4 separate regions of the Homo sapiens genome follow, and regions 1, 3 and 4 are each linked to region 2. A link is an interaction called in ENCODE POLR2A ChIA-PET data of the cell type or tissue named here. Cell type or tissue: HepG2. All regions are shown on one strand. Links, peaks and the distances in the headings refer to the core of each region. The heading gives the core; the rest is flanking DNA. Region 1 overlaps FOXQ1 (forkhead box Q1). Region 2 has its middle 48 kb from the start of FOXQ1. Region 3 overlaps LINC01622 (long intergenic non-protein coding RNA 1622). Region 4 holds the start of LOC124901532 (small nucleolar RNA U13).

Region 1 (5,153 bases), core at 1,079-3,578, 52 kb before region 2:
CTGGGGGACCCTAGGAACGCATCTTTATCTATTGGGGGTGGGACTTTCCGATTGTTTTTGAGAATTTATGTGGGGTCAAGAATCTAAGGCACAATTCTAGAGGGGACCTGGTTAGGTTCTTTATCCATAGCTAAAAGGCTTAGAGTCCACCCCGGGATGGTCGAAGCTTTCACCCCCCGGGCTCACTCGCAGGCAGGGGAGGCGCAGGGTGACCAGGGCCCTTTGGCCACGCAGCCCCATGCTTCCCGCACTGGCGGGAACCGTGCTCTAAGCAGAAAGGAGGCTTCTAACTGGGGAAGCTGATGGCACCGAGTGCGTCGCTTCCCAGAGATGTTTTCAGCCCCCACAGGCAGCCGACTTGGTCCCTGTCTGCAGAGAGGGCCTGGCCGGGCGGTCCAGAAAGGCCTCAGGCGCTCGCGCGGAGACCAGGCTGGGCCGGGACGGCGGCGCCGCTGTGCGCTTCTCCCCACCCAGCTGCCCACTGCGGCCTGGAGGGGTTTTCGACGGGGTGGAAGGGACTGTGGCAGTTTAAAGGCGCCGACAGGGAGGGTTGGCGGCGGCTGCGGGGGGCCAGCATGGGTTTCTTTGAAAAGGGATCCACCGAGCCCGGGCCCCACAGCTGCAGCTCCAGGCAGGACTGACAGGTGTCAAAGGGCGAGTCCCAAACCAAACACACCCTCGCCCGCACCCGGCATCCCGCGCCCCCCGCGTCGGCCGAGGGTCACTCGGGTGCCCCTCAGCCTGGTGTTTGCGCAGCTGGGGCCGGGTGCCTTTGCCCGGGATGGGCGCGCTGGGGCGAGGGGAGGAGAGAGGAGCAGGCGGGGGGAGGGGTAGGCTGGAGGGGGGCGGGAGGAGGGCTGGGCGGGGGGAGGGGTAGGCTGGGGGGGGGGGTAGGCTGGAGGGGGGCGGGAGGAGGGATGGGTGGGGGGAGGGGTAGGCGGGAGGAGGGATGGGTGGGGGGAGGGGTAGGCTGGAGGGGGGCGGGAGGAGGGATGGGTGGGGGGAGGGGTAGGCTGGAGGGGGGCGGGAGGAGGGGGGTGGGCGGGGGGAGGGGGTAGGCTGGGGGGGAGGCGGGAGGAGGGGGTGGGCGGGGGGAGGGGTAGGCTGGAGGGGGGCGGGAAGGGGGTGGGCGGGGGGAGGGTTAGGCTGGAGGGGGGGCGGGAGGGGGGTGGACGGGGGCAGGGGCGCGAGCCCTGCCCTCGGCGCGGGGGGCCACTTGGGCGCGGCCAGGCCTGGGGGCCTGGGCACAGTGAGCCCCGAACCCTCCTCCCGCGCCTGCGAGGAAGGCAGTTTTCTGGGCAGATGCTGGAAGGAGCTGTTGGGCTCGAGAGGTCCCACCGCCACCGCGAGGCTGCTGCCTGAGTGCAGGGTCCTGCAGCCGCACCGAGCGGCCCCTCCGAAGGCCGGCGTGCCTGCCGCCAGGTGCGGCTCCGCGGAATTCCAGCTTCGCCTGAACTAAAAGCAGCTGTGCAGCTTTCTGCCTTCATTGAGAAAACGGGAGCTGTGCCGTCGCCTTTCCTCCTGGGCTGCCTCCGACCCAGCACTGAGAAACCGAAACTCCCCGGGGCTGGGTGTGTGAAGGAGGGACAGGGAGGAGGCGACAGCCCAGGACCCTCCAATGCCCCCGCCCCGCCCGCCCAGTGTGATGTCCTTCTAGTCGTGGGATACTGAGCTTGGAAATGGTCATGAAATAGGGGTGCAAAACTCAAGCGACTCTGACAATTTTTTAGAAACGCTTATAGTCCCTGGGGAAACAAAGAAGGGGACCAGAAGCTAGGAGGGGACAGCATCCTACCAGACTCCAGGGTGTTCATTAGCAAGGAAGGATTTATTTTTTCTTTTGAGGGGAGGGCGGAACAGCCGGGATTTTTGGAACACTACCTTTGTCTTTCACTTTGCTGTTTGTGTGTTAACACGAATAAATCAGAAGCGACTTTAAATCTCCCTTCGCAGGACTGTCTTCACGTATCAGTGCAGACAAGAAAACAGTGGCTTTACAAAAAAGATGTTCAAGTAGGCTGCACTTTGCCTCTGTGGGTGAGGCACACTGTGGGAGAGACAAGGTCCCCTGGAACCAGAGGTGGGAAGGACAGAGCTGGCTGACTCCCTGCTCTCCCGCATTCTCTCCTCCATGTGTTTTGAAGAGGGAAGCAACATGTTGAGGTCTGATCATTTCTACCCAGGGAACCTGTTGTCCCCTGCCCCTAGTTGCTGGTCTGTTTCAGGTTTATTTTGGGGTCGGATTATTGGCCCTGTGGGTGCAAATGTCTACCTCTTGCCGTAATTCAACCCTATTATTATCACTCTTTATGATTACTAAGTAGATGTCATCCAAATCAGTCAAGACTCATCATCTGTTAACCTGATTTAGGGAAGATTGTTTCTCTCCCATTCCTGCCAAAAGAGAGCATCCTGAAATAAACGCCACCCTCCTTCCCCACCTCATTATATGTAGAGCTCAAATCATCCTCCTGTCCTGGGTAAGATGGGATCTACCCAAGAATGGCAGCCATGGCAATGAGGCCTGTTTCTAGTCTCTGCATTTCCCACAGTTTGTATTACTCTCTAAAATTTTGCAATCCATGCATTGTTAAAACTGTATTGCCTAGGAACCTACTGAAGAACAGGTGTTCACCCTGGTACTCCCACTGATGAAAATCCTCCGTTACATTTATAATATGGGAAACTGTCTCTCCCTCTCTCCAGGAGGCATTTTCTCTTCAGACTGCAACTGAAACATGCAAGACATTGCCACTGCTTCAAGTGAAATCTTTACAGATGAGGGAAGAGTGAAAAAAATACTACCCATTGGTTCACACCCAGTTGAACTTTTGCATTCCTAAAAAGGTGGATGGTTTTGTTTTGACAAAAACACTATGACATTTAAATTGCTTTTGAAATTGCCCTGAAGACACCTTTGATATTTTAAGATAGTCTTATGACAAAAAAGTTGTCAAAAAAATTGGGGCTCCAACTTTTTGAGCCCCAAATCGAAACCAATTTACCTGAAAATATCTGTTTGACTCTAGGCTTGTTAAGAACTCAACTTGCCTGCTAAGGATTCTTGGGGGAGAGAGGGACACTTCCCTCTCATTTGTTCTGGAAGCACTTAGGTGACTAATTAGAGGAGTAATTGGTTTTCAACTTTTAAAAAGCCCATGAATGGAAGTCCTATCTGGAAATCTGTCTAGCAATGCATCTCATACGGAAATCTGCAAGCCCATTCTATAATACCTTTATCGAATTATTCAGGAAAATATTTTTATCTCCAGAGGAAGTTTCTTGAGACCAAAACCTGAGCCCATTTTTTTGGGAGGGGGGACAGACATAAAAATCTCTCCACTTCCAACCCATCATCACAATGTGTTAAGTCAGTTGTTTTATTAAAAAATAAGCACTATGCTTGGGTTTCATAAAATTTATACATGAATATGTACACAGACACAAATAAAATAATATTAAAAATAAAAATCACACTTGCTTTCAAGGCAGTGGTCCTGGCACCCCACATACATAATCAACTTTTCCTTTAAAGAAATTGCTTGGCCCAAGGAGACCACAGTTAGAGAACCACTAATAAAGCTGTAGCCCGTTGCCTGCAACATTTTCAATTCGGGTTTCAAAAATATATAAATAATTTAATTACAAAACCCAACATTTTTTTTCTCTTTTGGCACAGTGAAGCATCGGTCAATAGCAAGAAATCACTGAAGAGCCTCTGACATGTCTCTCACACTCAGTCATACCTGGAAATGCCACATACGTACACGGATGGGGGCCCAGAAACCCCAAACAGTAGTCATATCATTTATAGTGTGGAAAGGTTCCCTGATGTACTTAGGGGGGAGGGAAGGGACATAAATCAATGGAAGTTGCGACAAAAACAGTAGAAATAAGACGAAGCCTGGGCGTTAAAGAAAGACAAAAAAAGTCCTTATGAAGGGAAGGAGGAGCAGGCTTCGCAAAGAAACTAAAACAAGAATTGCTTTGGTCCTCTGTAAAGTTATAAAACACAAAGGAAAATATCCTGGACTAAGTTTAAATACTCCTGTCAAAATGCTTTAGCTTTAAGGCACGTTTGATGGAGATTTTAAAAATTCATCTTCCTCTGGATTCAAAGTGCAAAGTCCGCGCGCGGGCCCGCGTTCCCGCCTCCCCGACGGCGCGCACTCGGCGTTCCCGGGCCCCGCGGCGCTACTCAGGCTAGGAGCGTCTCCACCGGGTACGGCAGGTGCGGGCCAGGGCGGCGGACTGAGGCCGCCTGCAGGGCTGCGGGCAGCCGCAGGGGGCAGTACAGGTGCGCGCCGCCGGCCGCCGGGCCTCGGAGTGGCTTGGCGGGGGCCGCCGCCGGGAGAGGTGCAAGCAGGAGGGGCGGCGCGGTCGGTGGCACCTCGGCCTCGCGCGCGCCCAGCCGCGCCGGCTCGCCCGCGCCGTACGCGCAGAGCGGCAGCAGGGCCCTGCAGGGCGCCGCGGGGAGGAGCGCGGGGAACGCGGGCAGCGGCGGGCAGGGCGCGGCGCCCCACTGAAGCGTCGTCCCGGGGGCCGTGTCCCTGAGGCGGCGGCTGCGGAAGGGCTTGCGCAGGATGCTGTCGATGGCGAAGGAGCTGGAGAACTTGCCCGCGGGGCTGGCGCGCTCCTCCTGGCGGGCGGGCGAGCGCATGCGGGGCGAGGCCGGGGCGGCGGGCGCGGGCGGCGGGGCGGCGGGGAGGCCCGGGGCCTCCTCGGGCCGCAGCCCGGGCGCGGGGACCGGCGCGCGGTGGCTGAGGCGCTTGCGGCGGCGGCGGAAGACCCCGTCGGCGAAGGTGTACTCGCTGTTGGGGTTGAGCATCCAGTAGTTGTCCTTGCCCCAGGGCCGCGAGGGGTCGCGCAGCACCTTGACGAAGCAGTCGTTGAGCGAAAGGTTGTGGCGCACGGAGTTGCGCCAGCCCGTGTAGCTGCCGCGGAAAAAGGGGAACTTGCCCATGAGGTACTCGTTGATCTCCGCCAGCGTCAAGCGCCCGCCCGCCGAGTCGCGGATGGCCATGGCGATGAGCGCGATGTACGAGTAGGGGGGCTTGGGCCGCCGCGTATATGGCTTGCTGCGTGCACCCTCGCCGCTCCCCGCGCCGCCCGCGCCTGGCCCCGCCGCCCCGGCCTCCGCGCCCTCCGCCACC
Region 2 (5,153 bases), core at 1,707-4,206:
TTTTAGGCACACAGTCCAGTGGTGTTAAGCACATTCACACTGTGGGAAACCGTCACCACCATCCGTCTCTGGGCTTTTTAGTCTTGTGAATGGAAACTCTACCCATTGAACAATAACTCCTCCTCTCGTGACCCTGGCAGCCTCCACTGTACTTTCTGTCTCTATGGATTTGCCTACTTTAGTGCTTCCTATAAGAGGAATCACACAGCGCTCATCCTTTTGTGACTGGCTTATTTCACTGAGCACTATGTCTTCAAGGTTTATCCAGTGGTAACCCATGTCAGCGTTTCCTTCCTTTTAAAGGCTGAATCATATTCTGTTGTGTGGATGGACCACAGTTTGTTTGTATCTGTTAATGAACACTTGGGTTGCCCAGGGGGTAGATTTCTATTCCGTATCTTAACAGTTGAATGAGCGTGTAGGGCCATGAGTGTCAGGTGTGCTTGGCAATTTGCAACCCCGCCACCAGCTTTTTGCTGCCGAGCCTCCATGGTGTTTGAGTAGCACGTCCTTTAGGAATCACACCTGCAGCTTATGTCGAGTCCATCCCACTCCTGGATGGATCTCTCCTACCTGCAAGACGATTGGCATCACAGGTGTTTGCTGGTGGTGCTCGTTCCAGTGTAAGGTCAGTGGCCTACAAGGAAAGGAAGCTCTTTCCACCTTGGCCTCGAGTGTTGCTCTGTTCTTTCAGCTGTGCTCAACAGCTAGGAAGAGTCCAGGCTGGGACCACTGGGACCCGTACCCTTGCTCCTTCTTCCCCTTCATTCCATGGAGTGCTTTCCCTCTGCAAAGATCACATTTACAAGACTTCTGTGCAAATGAAATGACTTGATTTGGAATTTCTTTGTGATTAGGAAGATATTTCAATGTTGTTTTAACTCTTGACCTCAGGCTAACATGTAGGAGCCAGGATTCAGTTAATCCATTAATGCCTATAAGAGAAAGTTCTAATTTACTTTTGAAATACATTGCAAATGTGCCTTGTACTAACCTTCCTAATTATTATTTTTTCCTTATAGACTAAGAGTGAAATTAGCATTTGCATTTTCTAAATGAATTGGTGGACAGAGAAAGGAAGTCAGTGACATCCTTGGGTATGAGAAAAGTCAGCCCAGAGTTGGGGGGGCTTATAAAATTGGGAATGGCTGGAATGGAAAACCCGTTGGGTTCCACCTAGCGCCCTCCCCCTCCCCACAGACTTCCCCTACCCAGAGAGTGGCTGGAACACACCAGACCCTCCACAACAGCATTTTTAAGGCAGCTTTCAGGTATTCAGAGAAAGACAGACTCTGCGATGCAAGTTTTGGAAATTTGGTTCCACAAAGTTAGTTTTTCTTTTTTCTTTCCTGGAGCAGAACGCCTCATAATTGCTCATTCAGCAATTTTCACTGGGTGTGGACTGTGTGCAGGCTTTGTATAAGAAACACCAGTATGTTCCTGCCTTCCTGGAGACTGAAGTCTGGTGCAGCTCATAAGATGCTAATTTCAAAGGGGGTGATAAAGTAGGCAGGGTCCCCAAAATGCTTAACAATGAAAGGAGACTCTCTTGGGAAAACATTTCCTTTCACACGTGACTCGTGGGGTGCACTTTGTATTTGTGTTTTGTTTTAGAGACAGGATCTCTGTCACCCAGGCTAGAGTGCAGTATCACGATCATGGCTTACCTCAGCCTTGAACTCCTGGGCTCAAGTGATCCTCCCACCTCAGCCTCCAGAGTAGCTGGGACTACAGGTACATGCCACCACACCAAGCTAACTTTAAAAAATGTTTTTGGTAGAGATAAGGTCTCATTATGTTGCCTGGGCTGGTCTCAAACTCCTGGGCTCAAGCTATCCCATCACCTCAGCCTTCCAAAGTGCTGGGATTACAGGTGTGAGACACTGCGCCTGCCGGTGCCCTTCGGATGGCACTGTGGTGCAGTGAGGACGTTAAGTAGAAACTCGGTGCCATTATGGTAATAACTAGCACATGTCAAGCAGGCTGCATGTGCCATTTCTCACCATCATCCTGATGGTTGGAAATACTTTCATTTTACAGCTAAGGGGACTAGAATTCAGAGCACTTAGGTAACTAGTCCTAGGCCATCTGTTTTGTTTGGTAACAAGGAAAGCCATGATTGGCATCCAAGTCTATTTGGGTCCAACACCATTGTTCTTCCATTTTCTTTCCCTAATTCTCTCCCTGAAAAGTTTACGTCTTGGGTTAAAGAAACCTCAATTCTAGTCCTGACCTGTCTGCTAATTAGCCCAGCAATCTTGACCCCTTCAAATTCTCAGAGTTTGAATCCTTAACTCTAAACACAAAGAGTTAAAAGGTCTGTGCTTACAGTATGTTGTTAGGACAGATTAAGTAAGGTGTGCTCTGCCACTTTGAAACATACACAATATGTACAGTGCTATCTGCATTCCAAGCGTCAAATATTATTTGCTGAAGCAGTTCAAAGGGTTGGCCGTGTTCGATTCAGCTGGATCCAACATGTGGACGGTATGTGTAGCCTTCTTGAGGCCAGCTGTGCTGCTCATGTCGTGGAGCACTGAAGTGGACAGTGTTCCTTCAAGATCCCCACCGAGGAGGCTCTCCTCCTCTCAGGCTGCACCTGACAATGACCTCAGCCTTCAGAACCACTCGTTAAAGGATTTTTTTAAAGAGTGGCAACACCCGAAAGCTCGTTTATTACTGTCTCTGCCTCCTGGCGATGATGCCACCTACACACTGAAGAATGATGGCAAAAATAACACACAACAAACCAGGGAAAAAATGTAAAAGGACCCCTCTGTGCTGAAGGCAGAGATTACTGACCTATTTGTAATAATTTTAGATGGCACTCTGATCAGGAAGATTGTGGTTTTGCAAACACAGAGGGTTCTTACATCACTATTATATGGGGAGCCCTTCTTTCCTCTGGAATCCAAACTGATAAGCGGCATGTTTGTTGGTCTACGGGAGGATTATGGGCTCCGTAGTTTTTTTCCTTTGGTTTGATTGGAATGCTTTACTGGATTGGAATGAACAGGCTGGAATTCTGTGGCTGTAGTGGAGTCCTTCAGCACCATAAATTCATAAAGCTGACCCCAAGAGACCTGAGAGCCAGTGCTTCCTGTTAGCTTTGGTGGAGACTAGGGAGAGGTGGCAACAGCCCTGCAGGGAGCCAAGAGGGGAAGAAAAGGTAGGCGAGGGCCTACCTCCCTGTTTCAGGGAGCGGGCAAGGAGTGCCGAAGATGAGAAAGGGCTGGGGACTGTGCTTGCAGTAGAGTGGACAAGTTCCTCCTTGGGGACCGTGTAAGGACAGCAGCTCTGGAGTGCCCCCTGCCTTCCGCCTTGACCTCCCAAAGTGCTGGGATTACAGGTGTGAGCCACTGGAGGATAGAGGCCTCTGTCCTCCATAAGCCCAGGAAGCAAAGGGCAGGCTAGCTCCCATAGATCATGCCCAGATGAGTCTTGGGGTGTCAGAGCCTAGAGGCCTCATCAGGGACCATCCCCTGCTTTAAATCGGTCTTTCATGTGGCAGGGTTGACCAGCAGGGCATGGGCACATTCATCAATATTTGCTAGAGCGGCGGGGCCATTGTGGCACACGCACAACACCAGGTTCACAGGCACAAATCATGTGAAAGCAAATTCATCTTTCTTCTGACGGGGCCACTAGACTGGTAGGTCAAGGAAATGCTGGAGCCACAGTGGTTGCATCTGGCACAGTCTCTCGTGATGATATCCTTGTGTACAAAATAAAGGCATGTGGGCCAGAGGTGGTTGGGGTGGCCGTTCCCTGGCAGGTCCAGGGAATACACCCAACAAAGGCTGGTCTAAGCCATGGCCAGCAGCGGCTTTCACAGACACTTCTGGTGCTGAGCTGCGAGCCTTAACTGTGTCCTGCTCAGTGGTAAACCACACGTTTTGAAGGACAGTCAGGATCAGGAGCCGAAAGGGCCTCACAGCACAGGTTAGAAGAAAAGGCTGAACAAGACAGAAGGCCATTTTATTTTCTAATTTTTATTTATTTTTCATTGTATATTTTTAAGGCATGCAACATGATGTTTTGATATATGTATGCATAGTGAAGTGAATGCCACAGTCCAGCCAGTTAACATATCTGCTATCTCATGTCATCACCGTCTTTTGCAATAAAAGTGCCTAAAATTGACTCTCTTGCCAAATATCCAGAGTATAAAATACAATATTCTTATCTATTAATGTCTACAATATTATTATCATATTGTATTAGAATGACATTTTAAAAGGTTAAATAAAAAGGCTCTTCACTTGGGCTCAAAGAATTAACTGCACTAGTACCCCAAGGGTGCCATGGCGCTTAGTAGCAGTGAGGATGACGAGAATCCAGGGCTTAGGGCAGGAGGTGGTTTTCATATGTTTGTTCCGTCCATCTTTGGCTACATTATGGTGGAATATTTCCTAGAATGCTGCACTGCCTCGCCTTCTCTGGGCTAGGGTAACCACTTTTGGAGTACTGGCATTCAGTTTTAGGCATCATATTTAAGAAGACAAAGACAGAATAGACCCAAAGCACAGGGACCAGATTGCAAAAGGCCCTGACACTGCCTCCAGAAGAATGACAGAGAACCTAGAGGGTTCACAGCTACTATCGACTCTGAGGACCAAGGAAAACAGGGCAAAGCTTGTGTTGTAAGACTACAAGGGCAGAAGTGGGGTGGAAACTAAGAAATTCTCCAGCATTCAGAGCTGTCCAAGGCAGGATGGGCTGTCCTGGGAAGCAATGAGATCTCATCACTCAGAAGCTTGGAAGTAAACTGGGCCTGCACCTGCTGCATGTGGAAACAGTGCTTTAAGTATTTTAGGGCTGGTTTGTCTGGGCCATTCCTCCAAACCCTGGGATTCTATGAGTCCATGACGAGTCAAGAAACTGAGGATCTAACCTTAGCTTTGCCACAAACTATCTTAGTGACCTTAAGCAGAACATTTCAATCCTCTCCATCTCATTTTTATCCTCTGCTAAAATAAGAAGTTGGACAGGATTCCCTACAATGTTTCATTAATTCATATATTCTACCACCTTTATCACCATGTGCTGCAGTCTCTGCAAAGTGCTGATAGTTTGTGATCTCCTCCTTCTTTCATGTACACCAAGAAAGGGGTTTAGGAGATAATGTCTTAACTGACATTGTAAGACCTGCA
Region 3 (5,153 bases), core at 1,026-3,525, 210 kb after region 2:
TGACACCTTCCAAAAAGCAAAAGCATTTGGGGAAAATTAATGAAGAGTGATAAATAGCTTATCTTTAAAAATGTACATCTTGGCCAGGCCTGTAATCCCAGTACTTTGAGAGGCCAAAGTGAAGGGTCATTTGAGGCCAGGAGTTCAAGACCAGCCTGGACAACATAGGGAGACATCAACTCTCCCAAAAAAAGTACATCCTGCAAAGAACAGACTGGGTGAATATAAACAAAATGTTAGCAATAGTCATCTTTGTATAACAGTGTGGGACTATAGTTTATTTTCTTTTGTGTTATCTTTGCATAACCGTGTGGGACTATAGTTTATTTTCTTTTGTTTTCTTCTATTTCTCAGCAAAAACTCTCTAATCTTTTATAACAAAAGTCATACTTCAAAAAATCTCATGATAAACAGTTTGCAATTTGCTCATAAAAGGAGAGACCATATTATTTAAAGGATGGGGGTTGTTGTGGAATCTGGTGTGCCCCCTGGAAGATAGCACAGAGCTAACACAGGGTCTCTGGCAGCTCCCGGAGGGGCCGGAGCCAGGGGCCAGCACACCGACTCCTTGTGTTTGCCCTGTGTGGGGCCGCATGTCCTGGCTCTGTCAAGGCTGCCGGTGGCTCAGTGTCCCAGATAGGCGGTGCTCACTGTCTCCCAGACACCAGATGAGGACACCCAGGGCTGTGGAGCCTTTTTTTTTTTTTTTCTGAGATGGAGTCTCGCTCTGTCACCCAGGCTGGAGTGCAGTGGCAGGATCACGGCTCACAGCAAGCTCCGCCTCCCGGGTTCACGCCATTCTCCTGCCTCAGCCTCCTGAATAGCTGGGACTACAGGCATCTGCCACCACGCCCGGCTAATTTTTTGTATTTTTAGTAGAGACGGGGTTTCACTGTGTTAGCCAGGATGGTCTCAATCTCCTGACCTCGTCATCTGCCTGCCTCGGCCTCCCAAAGTGCTGGGATTACAGGCTTGAGCCACCTCGTCCGGCCGGCTGTGGAGTCTTCTGCTTCCAGATGTGCCACTGACTTTCTAACTGGCCCGAGTGAGGTCACTTACCCCGAAGCCTGATTGACAGCCCCTCCCCTGGAGTGCGTTGTGAACACTGAAAGTAGTGTCAGTGAAGGGCTTGGTTTCTCTCCAGCAAGAAAACTTGCTGTGCACAGTGCAAAGTCCAAAGACTTGAAGATACTTCAGAGGTGACACTCCCCCCGCCAAAGACTTCCATGAAGTGGGACCTGCTAGATGTTATGGTTCTTTCCATGAAGTCCCAGGAAGTCCTCCTGCTTTGATTTTCAAAGCTGCTATCATGCTGTTTTAGAAATATTGCTTTCACGGGTCTTCTCCAGTTGACAGTAGATGCCCTGTGGTTCATTTGTTCTCATGCTGGCCTTAGCTCTTTTAGGATAGCCTCCAGTCTCTGTGTTGAATAAGGCAAGGTCAAAGCAGCAGCCTCCTTGCATTTATTCCGTATGCAAATGCACCTTTAGCCTGTGCTATTCTCCAGGGCAGTGGCATGAAGTCAGGAATCACAGGGGATAGGTAGGTCTTATTCCCCCGCTGGGATGGGTACTCGTGGCCTGGAGCATGGACAGATTTCCGAGGATAGAGAGGAAAGGCAGGGGCTGGAGATTTTAAGTGGACTTTTCTCACCCACATGTGGAAAGGAAGTTTGGAGTAGAGAAGAGTTGTTCCCTCCGACACGTTTCAGGCCATGCCTTTACGTCCATCTAGCCTGCTTGTCATCTGCACCCCAGCACCCATCCCCTGCAGCCCCCACAGTAACACCAGGTCTGGCCTCAGAAGTGCCTCCCCCAGCCTCAGGTCCAGTCTCAGGTGACCGTGCAGGGTGCTGCCTCCTGGGCTCACTGCCCAGTGAGGAGAGGAGGCAACGGGGAGCTTCCACATCTCCTCTAAAGACTCACTTCTTTCCTCATTCCATCCTTTTCGATCTTTGCTTTGCCAGTTCCCACCATGGGCATCTGGAATGAAGGACGGGAAGAAAGAGAGAGGGAGAAAGGGGAAGAGGAGGCGTCTGCCACTGCCTTGTTTGCTCACTTCAAAGGGCTCCCTAATGAGTCTGTCTATTGTCTAAGCTCCTTGTCTATACCTGAGTTTTGCAATCTATACACCTAGGGAGATCACAGGGAACCGAAAGGAGCCTCTCACCGCAGGACGGGACAGCCCACCCTCCCCCTCCACATGGAATCAAAGGGGCAATTGTCAAAGGCAAATGAATTTGATCTGGAGGATTGCACAGATACTGGAACAGGTTCAGTGAAAGAGAAAAGAATGTGCATAGCCGGTGGGGGTGGAGGAGGCAGGAAGATGGGGAAGGGGAGCTGTTGGAAGCCAAGATCAAATTAATTCCCACTTAGATCACCTTTTGATGTATTTCCTCATCCCTGCTGCCACAGTGGTGAGCTCCTGGAGATTTCTAGAAATTCCTTTCCCATATCTATTCCCCACTCTGTTCCCTGTGTGCTGGGCCACTGGTTGTCAACCGGTGTCTGGGGAGGGAGGAGGTGATGAACATTTGCCAAAGTCGGAGATGCTTTCCATTGTCACCACAAGGGGAAGGGGGTCCCTGGCCCTCAGCGGTGGGTGGAGACCAGGGGTGTTTCTAAGTAGCCTACAATACACAGAACAGCTTCCCACAACAAAATATTATCTGACTTAACACGTCAAAAGTGTCATGATTGGCCGGGCGCGGTGGCTCACATCTTAATTCCTCCCACAATATGAACTGATGAAGTGGCAACAGTGCCAGATATGGCTTGCAGAATCCAGGATGTGTACTGTGCCATGGGTGTGCTGAAGGGGGATAGTCACTACTTCCCCAGCAGCATCCAGAACACTATGAAACCATGGTGCACACACTGTACTATGTGGCTGAGAAGATGCTAGAAATGGGACAGAAACACTCTTAGTGAGTAGAATTTCCTGTTTCCAAATTTCTTTTGCTTGAGCAGTGTCCACAGAAGACAAAGAACTACTGATATGAATATGTGCATGTCTGTGTCTGTGGGTATGGCTGCAGTTATGGCTGTGTCTACGGCTACATCTGCTGTGTCTATGATTACGTCTATATTTATGTCTGCCTCTATGGCTATGGCTACCTTTATGTCTATGTCTATGGTTTTGTCTACGTCGATATCAGTGTAGATGTCGATGTTAATGGCTATGTCTATGGTTTTGTCTATGTCTATGTCACTGTTGATGTCTGTGTTGATGGCTATGTCTGTGTCAATGTTGATGGCAATGTTGATGGTTATGTCTATGTTGACGGCTATGCTATGTCTATGTCTATGTTGCTGTTGATGTCTGTGTCTCTGGTTATGGCTGTGTCTATGGCTATGTCTATGTCACGATTGATGTCTGCGTCTGTATTGATGGCTATATATATGGATGTGGCTAGGCTATGTCTATGGCTATGTCTACGTCACTGTTGATGTCTGTGTCTGTGTTGATGGCTATGTCTATGGCTGTGGCTATGGCCATGTCTAGGTCTATGTCTACGTCTATGTTGCTGTTGATACCTACATTAATGACTATGTCTATGTCTACGTTGCTGTTGATGTCTGCGTCTGTGTTGATGGCCGTGTCTATGGCTGTGGCTATGGCTATGTCTAGGTCTATGTCTACTTCTGTGTTGCTGTTGATACCTACATTGATGACTATGTTTATGTCTACATGTACATCTGTAGTTATGGCTATGGTTGTGTTTATGTCTGTGTCTGTGTCCGTGGTTGTGTTTATGTTCATGGCTATGGTTATGCCTATGTGAGTTTTCGGACCTAAATTGGGGTCCGTTGTGGAGGACTAAGACTTCCAGTATGTCTTTGCTCAAAAAAATACCCAGAGAATATGATTTAAGCTCCAAATGATAATTAGTTATTGGATCTCTGTCTTGTTCAAGTGCTTAGTTACCATTGCCACATATGCCTTCAACAATCCACAGTTATTGATGTTTTCCTATGTGTCAATTACTGGATAAGCACTGAGTACACATGGGTGAAAAGGACAGACACTGCCCCTGTCCTCATAGAGTAAGTAGTCACTTGGTTGCTCACTCTTTTTCTCCCTCCTCTTTCAAAGCTTTCATGAAATTCCATCCTAGTTTTTTTTTTTTTTTTTTTTTTTTTTCAGACAGAGTCTCACTCTGTCACCCAGGCTGGAGTGCAATGGCACGATCTCGGCTCACTGCAAGCTCCGCCTCCTGGGTTCACGCCATTCACCTGCCTCAGCCTCCCAAGTAGCTGGGACTACAGGCGCCCACCACCATGCCCGGCTAATTTTTTGTATTTTTAGTAGAGATGGGGTTTCACCATGTTAGCCAGGATGGTCTCGATCTCCTGACCTCATGATCCACCCACCTCGGCCTCCCAAAGTGCTGGGATTACAGGTATCAGCCACCGCACCCGGCCTCCATCCTAGTTTATGACAGAGGCTATGAAGTACCAACAGCAAAAGTATCTCAGAAAGATACCATAAAAAGCCTACAGAAAACATACCTATAAAAAGCCTTCTGTGAAAGTTGTCTTTTAAGAGCAAAACATAGAAGCACAAATCATTCCACACAGCCCACTGTTTAGGAGTCACAGCTTACTGGGCAATGCCAAGTGCATCAGAAGGATGGGGGGCTATGGATCCTTTTGGGAATGAACTCATTTTCCAGTGAGATGAACTAGTGTCAGGAAGGGAGAAGTGGTTCTGAATACACCCTCAGGTGGACAGGTCACAGAAACCTACCACCAGCCAAGCCTTGGGGACTCATCTCTGAGCCTCATGAAAGAGGAGCTAGAGGTACTATCTTCATGAAGAGGTGGTGAGATCCAGAACCCAGTGACCAAGGATGTGTGGGGAGTACAGGGTGTCTCGGGCAAAGAAGGACCAAAGAGCACACAGGGTGCTTTTGCATCTTCAAGGCTGGCAGCTGCAGGAACGCTGGGAGAAGACACTACTGGCTCACATATTGATGTCGTCCTTGAGGATAGATCTTGGTAAGGGGTCACCCTCAAAAGCTCTTCCTGCAGGGACCTTGTTGTGGGCTGAATTCTGTTCTCCTTAAAATTCATACATTGAGTCCTGACCCCCAGGACCTCAGAATGTGCTGTCTTGGAGATAGGGTCTTAATGAGGTAATTAAGGTAA
Region 4 (5,153 bases), core at 1,308-3,807, 76 kb after region 2:
TTGGTGGATAAGTTCATGAACAAAATAAAGACCTCTACCCTTATGGATATATATTTTTTAAGAGATAGAGTCTCCCTCTATCACCCAGGTTGGAGTGCAGTGGTATGATCATAACTCACTGCAGCTTCAAATCCTAGGGATCAAGTGATTCTCCTGCCTCAGCCTCCTGAGTAGCTGGGATTGCAGGTGGGAGTCACTGTGCCTGGCTCCTCATGGAGTCATGATTTTTCTGATTTGATCTTGCTTGAGACATCTCCGTACCATTTCTGTGAGACCTGGTGGTATGAAATCGATAAGATTGTGCAGTTGGGCACTTCTCATCCATAACTGGTCATTGTATTCATATGTTCTCATGCTGCTATGAAGAAATACCCAAGTCTGGTAATTTATAAAGAAAAGAGGTTAATTGACACAGTTATGCCTGAGTAGAGAGGCCTCAGGAAACTTACAATCATGATAGGAGGCACCTCTTCACAGAGCAGCAGGAGAGAAAGAGTGCCAGCAGGGGAAATGCCAGACGCTTATAAAACCATCAGGTCTTGTGAGAACTCTGTCACTATCACGAGAACAGCATAGGGGAAACCACCCCCATGATTCAATTACCTCCCAGCAGGTCTCTCCCACGACTCGGGGGGATTATGGGGATTACAATTCAAGATGAGATTTGGGTGGGGACACAGCCAAACCATATCAGTCACTGTTGGTGATGCTTGGTTCTCTCCGGTGTCTCTGAGATTTATGATGAGCAATGGACAAATTGAACCAGGAGCAAGTGCAAGGCACATGTTCTTCAGAGCTTCACGGTCTACCTAGGACATCGTGGACCAGACTTCTCGACTGAAATGGAAAGGTTGTGCTGGTATTGCAGAAAGATTACAGATGAGGACCCCAAAAGCCCATCATAAAGTAAAATACCAAAAAGTCTTGTGTTTTATATTCAAATTTCCTGCAAATTAGGCATAGTCCTGTAAGTCATCCATACTTCAATATTAAAAACACTGGACTTGCTCTTAAAGTGAAAGAACATTTCTTAACACCCCTTCCCCTAAATCTTCAAGTGAAACTTGCTCTAAAAAGATGTTCTAGGTATATTGTATAGATTCTAATCTCCTGGTTTACCTGTGCTTATCTATAGAAGTAAAGCCTATTCTAATTAGAGAAGCATGGATGTCTGAATCTTTTACAAGACCAAATTCTGGGCACCAAAGTGAAGGGAGGTCTGGGTGAGAGTCATTATTCAACTTCGTCTGCTAGTTGTGTTGTCCCTGGTTCTGCCTGGGCCTGCATTCTCAGGATGTGTTCATCCTATAGGCAAAGGTGGAAGAAGCAAAAATTTAGAGCATTGAAGATAAATGAAATCCAATTATTTATCTTCTCAATATTCCAGCCTTCACTTACAACTTTTAGCTGTTAATTAGATATTTTACAAAAGTCTGTTTATTTTAAAGGCCCAAATGTTTGAAGACTATAAGGTCACTGTCAGTATATTTCTGGAGAAGAAATGTTTGTCTCTTGTCTTCAAGGTTGATGTTTATTAGTTTTCCCATCTAAAGACTAGGTCTGATGCCAACAAATCAGACTTTTTTTTCCTGCATCTATGATCAAGCACTTGAACATTTCCCCACGAATGTGGATGCGCCCTGGGTTAGAATTGTTTTCTGCTGTGAGCCAAGGCTGAGTTCCAGCTCTCATTTACCTGCAAGGAGGAGAGGGATGCAAAGGATCGTCAGTGGTGGAGAAGATGCCACTTTTTTGGCTGTTTTCCACAGCATTCAGATTCATATCTGAGTTCAACATGCTTTGTATGTTTTCCCCACATGCTGGGACAGGCCTGTTTTTAAAGACAAGGTTGAAGAGTGGAGAGAAGAGGCTTGTTTATGCACATGGTCATCAGTACAGCACAATCTGTCTCCAAAATGGGAAAGGTCCCCTCACTAGGGATGAGCTTCAGTTTTGGTCTGTCTCTGGATTCTCACCTACCTGATTTTCCACTCTTATCCCCCAATCTTGGGCCTGTCCTTTAACTGAAAGAAAGACACCCTTTTCTACCCTTTTGATGTTTCATCTGAATCCTTGGCAAAAGTATAGCTTATAATTTTTTAATTAAGATGCCTGTGTTTGAGAAGGTGGTGACAACTGAACTCCAGGCTCATCTGGTTTATCACATGCTCCAGGACAGGTTTGGGTCTGGGTTTCAATCAGGTCATAACATGAAGTCAGTATCTGTGATCATTGCATTATTCACAGGAGCAGAGGCTTGTGGAAATAAAGGGAGGCACTCCAGTCCCCAACACACCCAGTGTCTTTTCACTCTGTCATTGGACGGAAATTTCTCCCCACTGGATCGGGACTTGAAGATTTCGCGAGACTTGTTGCTTACCTTGCAAGAGATCGTCTTTCTCTTTGGCACCCTGAATAATTTTGACTCACTTGGACAAATAATTCAGAGTATTTACAGATACCACTTGACAGGGGATTTGCCAATACTTAGGCAAACTTTGGTTTGGTGTAACTGGTGGGCTGTCGTGCAAAGCCAGGAGGCTAGCAGTAGCTTTACTATAAGTTCCCTACCAAGGAGCAGTAACTCATTAAGTCCTTCACAACTTTTTCATTTTAGCTCCTGTTGAGTGGTAGGCAGCATGGTCCTGTGGGGTTGAGACTAGAGTCAGCTAAGTTTGATTGGGACAAGGATTGTGAAATCTGAGCCTGAGGCTCTCAGTGAAAGAGTCAGGCACAACACAGTAGAGAGAGGTCAAAGTCAGCCACGGGACAAATGGAGAGGACTGCAAATGACAAACTTATTTTGGAGAGATATGTGGTGTGCATTAGTAGGCATGGCTGAGAGTTCCCAGAGGCTGAGGCCATCCCTTTAAGGACTGAAACCATAATGTCAGCTGTTGTTGATGTTCATGTCCTACACACTGTTAAATATTGCTAAGCTTTGGGAGGAAATGTTGGCCCCATCATATGTCACAGTCAACCCGGGGCAGTCTCTGTTTATGCTGATGGTCCCAAGCTCATTATTAACAGCACCCCTTTCATTCTCAAAAGTCTACTTGTTTGGAAAGTGCCTGGTATGATCACACCAGATAAGGAAAGTGGATGTTGCTGCTTTCTTTTTACATATCAGAGATACCTCAAGCTTTGAGGTGCTCCTCTCCCAACTTTAAGGCTCTCTTAAAATATCTTTTTATATCTTTAATATGCTCACATTTTTCTCCACCTTCTTGAACATATGGAATGTAGTTATAACTGTTTTGATGTCCTTGTCTACTAACTCCTGCATCTATGTTATTTCTGGGTCTGTTTATGTTGATCAGTTTCCCTCCCGCTCATTGTCCATTATGTTCCCTTGCTACTTTGCATGTCTGGTAATTTTTGAGTGGATGGCCAGATGTAATTTTTATCTTGTTGGATGTCAGATATTTCTGTATTCTTTTAAGTATTCTTGGTCTGTTCTGGGACATACTTAAGTTGCTTGGAAACAGTTAATCTTTTTGAAGTTTGCTTTCAAGCATGGTTAGATGGAACCAGAACAGCCTTTGGTGCAGGGATTTTTTTTTTTCCAAGTCAGATGGGTGATGTGCCGACATCATAACGAGGTTTGAGGGAGGCACATCTCACACATGAGCAAAAAACCCAATCATCACACTTATGAACCACAAAAGAACCTGGTCTAGGGGTACTTTTTTCCTTTTGAGGGCACGACCATGTATTACAAGATTTCTCCACTCTGCTATGGGGACATCAAAGTTCCTTGCCCCTAGCTCAGGGATGATTCCACCCACTCACTCCTGATGGGTGCAGCTTCTTCACATCCACACCCTGACCAGTACTCAGCTGAAGAGTAGAGGAACCCCCTTTCCATCTCCAGACTCTCCTTCTGTGCAGGTCTCTCTGTGCAGCTCTCTTCCCTGTGAAGCTCTCTTTCCTCCATTACTCTCCTCTACGGGGTTAGCCAGAGTGTCTCCCTGAATTCTCACTTGTGTCCATAAACCAGTAGGCTTTGTTTAGATTCCATCTTTTTGCACCATCACTTAACTGAAAACGCTGTCCACCTGGTAAGCCGGGGCATCTCAGGGCTCACCTTGCTTGTTCCCCCTTTTCTCAGGAATCTCTGTCCTCTGCTGCCTCTTTTCCAGTGTCTGAAATTATTTAAAATTATTTCCATTTGTTGTTGTTTTTTAAGGTAAGAGGGTGAATCTGATCCATGTTACTCCATCATGGCCAGAAGTGCAAGTCCTGAGTATTGGGCTGTTTCAGCTTCTGTATCTTTGGGACTAATGCATTCTCTTCTCTAATTTCAGTGTCAATGTATCTTCTCCCTCTGCACTGGTTTTGCTAATGGTCAACACCTTAGCAGCTATTGCCTTAGATCCTCTTCTTTACCATCTTCTGTTGTTCTCTTCACTTGTTTAGTTCTTGTCTAGTTTCTCCTCTCATTCTTCCCAGCTTTTGCACAAGGTGGCTGGTCCTCCACAGATATCACCATCTGTGGGATCAGACCATAAATTTCTTTTTAGCAGATCCCACTGACAGTCCATTGGCTTCCACCTTCCAAATGTCCACATTTTTTGCCTGCATTTATTTTTGCAACAGTGTTCTGCCACTGCAGCTTCACCAGCAAAACAGCTATGGCCAGCCTGTCTGTCTGTCTGTCTGTCTGTCTGTCTGTCTGTCTGTCTGTCTGTCTATCCATCTGTCTTTCTATCATCTATGTATTGCCTATCTATTTCATCTATTATCTATCATCTGTCTATCACCTATCATTTATCTATACATCGTCTATTTATCAATCATCTATTTATTCTATTTGATCTCTGTATCTATCATCTATTATCTATCATTTATCCATCATTTATCTGTCCATCATCTATCAATCATGTATCTATTCAATTTCATCTATCATCTATCCATCATCTACTTACCAATCATCTATTTATTCTATCTTATCTATCCATCCACTGCCTATCTTTTCATCCATCCATTTATCCATTATGTATTTATCTTTCATGATTATTATTTTTACCACTGCTTCTCCCTGGCTGAAGTTGTTGTGCATGGAGGAAAGCTCCAGCAGGCTGGTGTCACTTTTTGTTAAGGGTTATCACCAGAGTGCAGTGCAGGGTGTGCCCATTTTCACCAAGGCTTTA

What was found. Peaks named below come from ENCODE experiments on the same cell type or tissue, not always from the same donor. Only the 100,000 strongest peaks of a DNase experiment are listed, where the experiment ranks them.
Region 1: POLR2A ChIA-PET joins it to region 2 with 33 read pairs; 6 of 35 experiments call an interaction of 5 or more read pairs at or near these places.
Region 3: POLR2A ChIA-PET joins it to region 2 with 38 read pairs; 2 of 35 experiments call an interaction of 5 or more read pairs at or near these places.
Region 4: POLR2A ChIA-PET joins it to region 2 with 10 read pairs; 2 of 35 experiments call an interaction of 5 or more read pairs at or near these places.

What each region holds. Positions count from the first base shown.
Region 1 is chr6:1,312,962-1,318,114 of GRCh38, reverse strand. It overlaps FOXQ1 (forkhead box Q1), which reads right to left. Exons shown (of 1, transcript NM_033260.4): 1 at 3,357-5,153. The coding sequence ends at 4,199. Among named protein-coding and RNA genes, the nearest start is that of FOXQ1, 3.4 kb to the right of the region's middle. RefSeq lists an enhancer at 4,847-5,153. In HepG2, for the core only: a CTCF peak has its summit at 1,359; DNase peaks (open chromatin) are centred at 1,504, 1,735, 2,104 and 2,584; H3K4me3 peaks cover 2,373 bases.
Region 2 is chr6:1,261,469-1,266,621 of GRCh38, reverse strand. No RefSeq gene overlaps it. Among named protein-coding and RNA genes, the nearest start is that of FOXQ1, 48 kb to the left of the region's middle. In HepG2, for the core only: a CTCF peak has its summit at 3,303; DNase peaks (open chromatin) are centred at 2,431 and 2,961; H3K4me3 peaks cover 1,013 bases.
Region 3 is chr6:1,052,174-1,057,326 of GRCh38, reverse strand. The region is part of intron 1 of LINC01622 (long intergenic non-protein coding RNA 1622); the gene reads left to right. Among named protein-coding and RNA genes, the nearest start is that of LINC01622, 47 kb to the left of the region's middle. In HepG2, for the core only: no CTCF peak of the experiment used is centred there; DNase peaks (open chromatin) are centred at 1,086, 1,456 and 2,136; H3K4me3 peaks cover 1,280 bases.
Region 4 is chr6:1,185,036-1,190,188 of GRCh38, reverse strand. LOC124901532 (small nucleolar RNA U13) reads right to left here and starts at 3,671; the gene lies at 3,569-3,671. In HepG2, for the core only: no CTCF peak of the experiment used is centred there; a DNase peak (open chromatin) is centred at 2,708.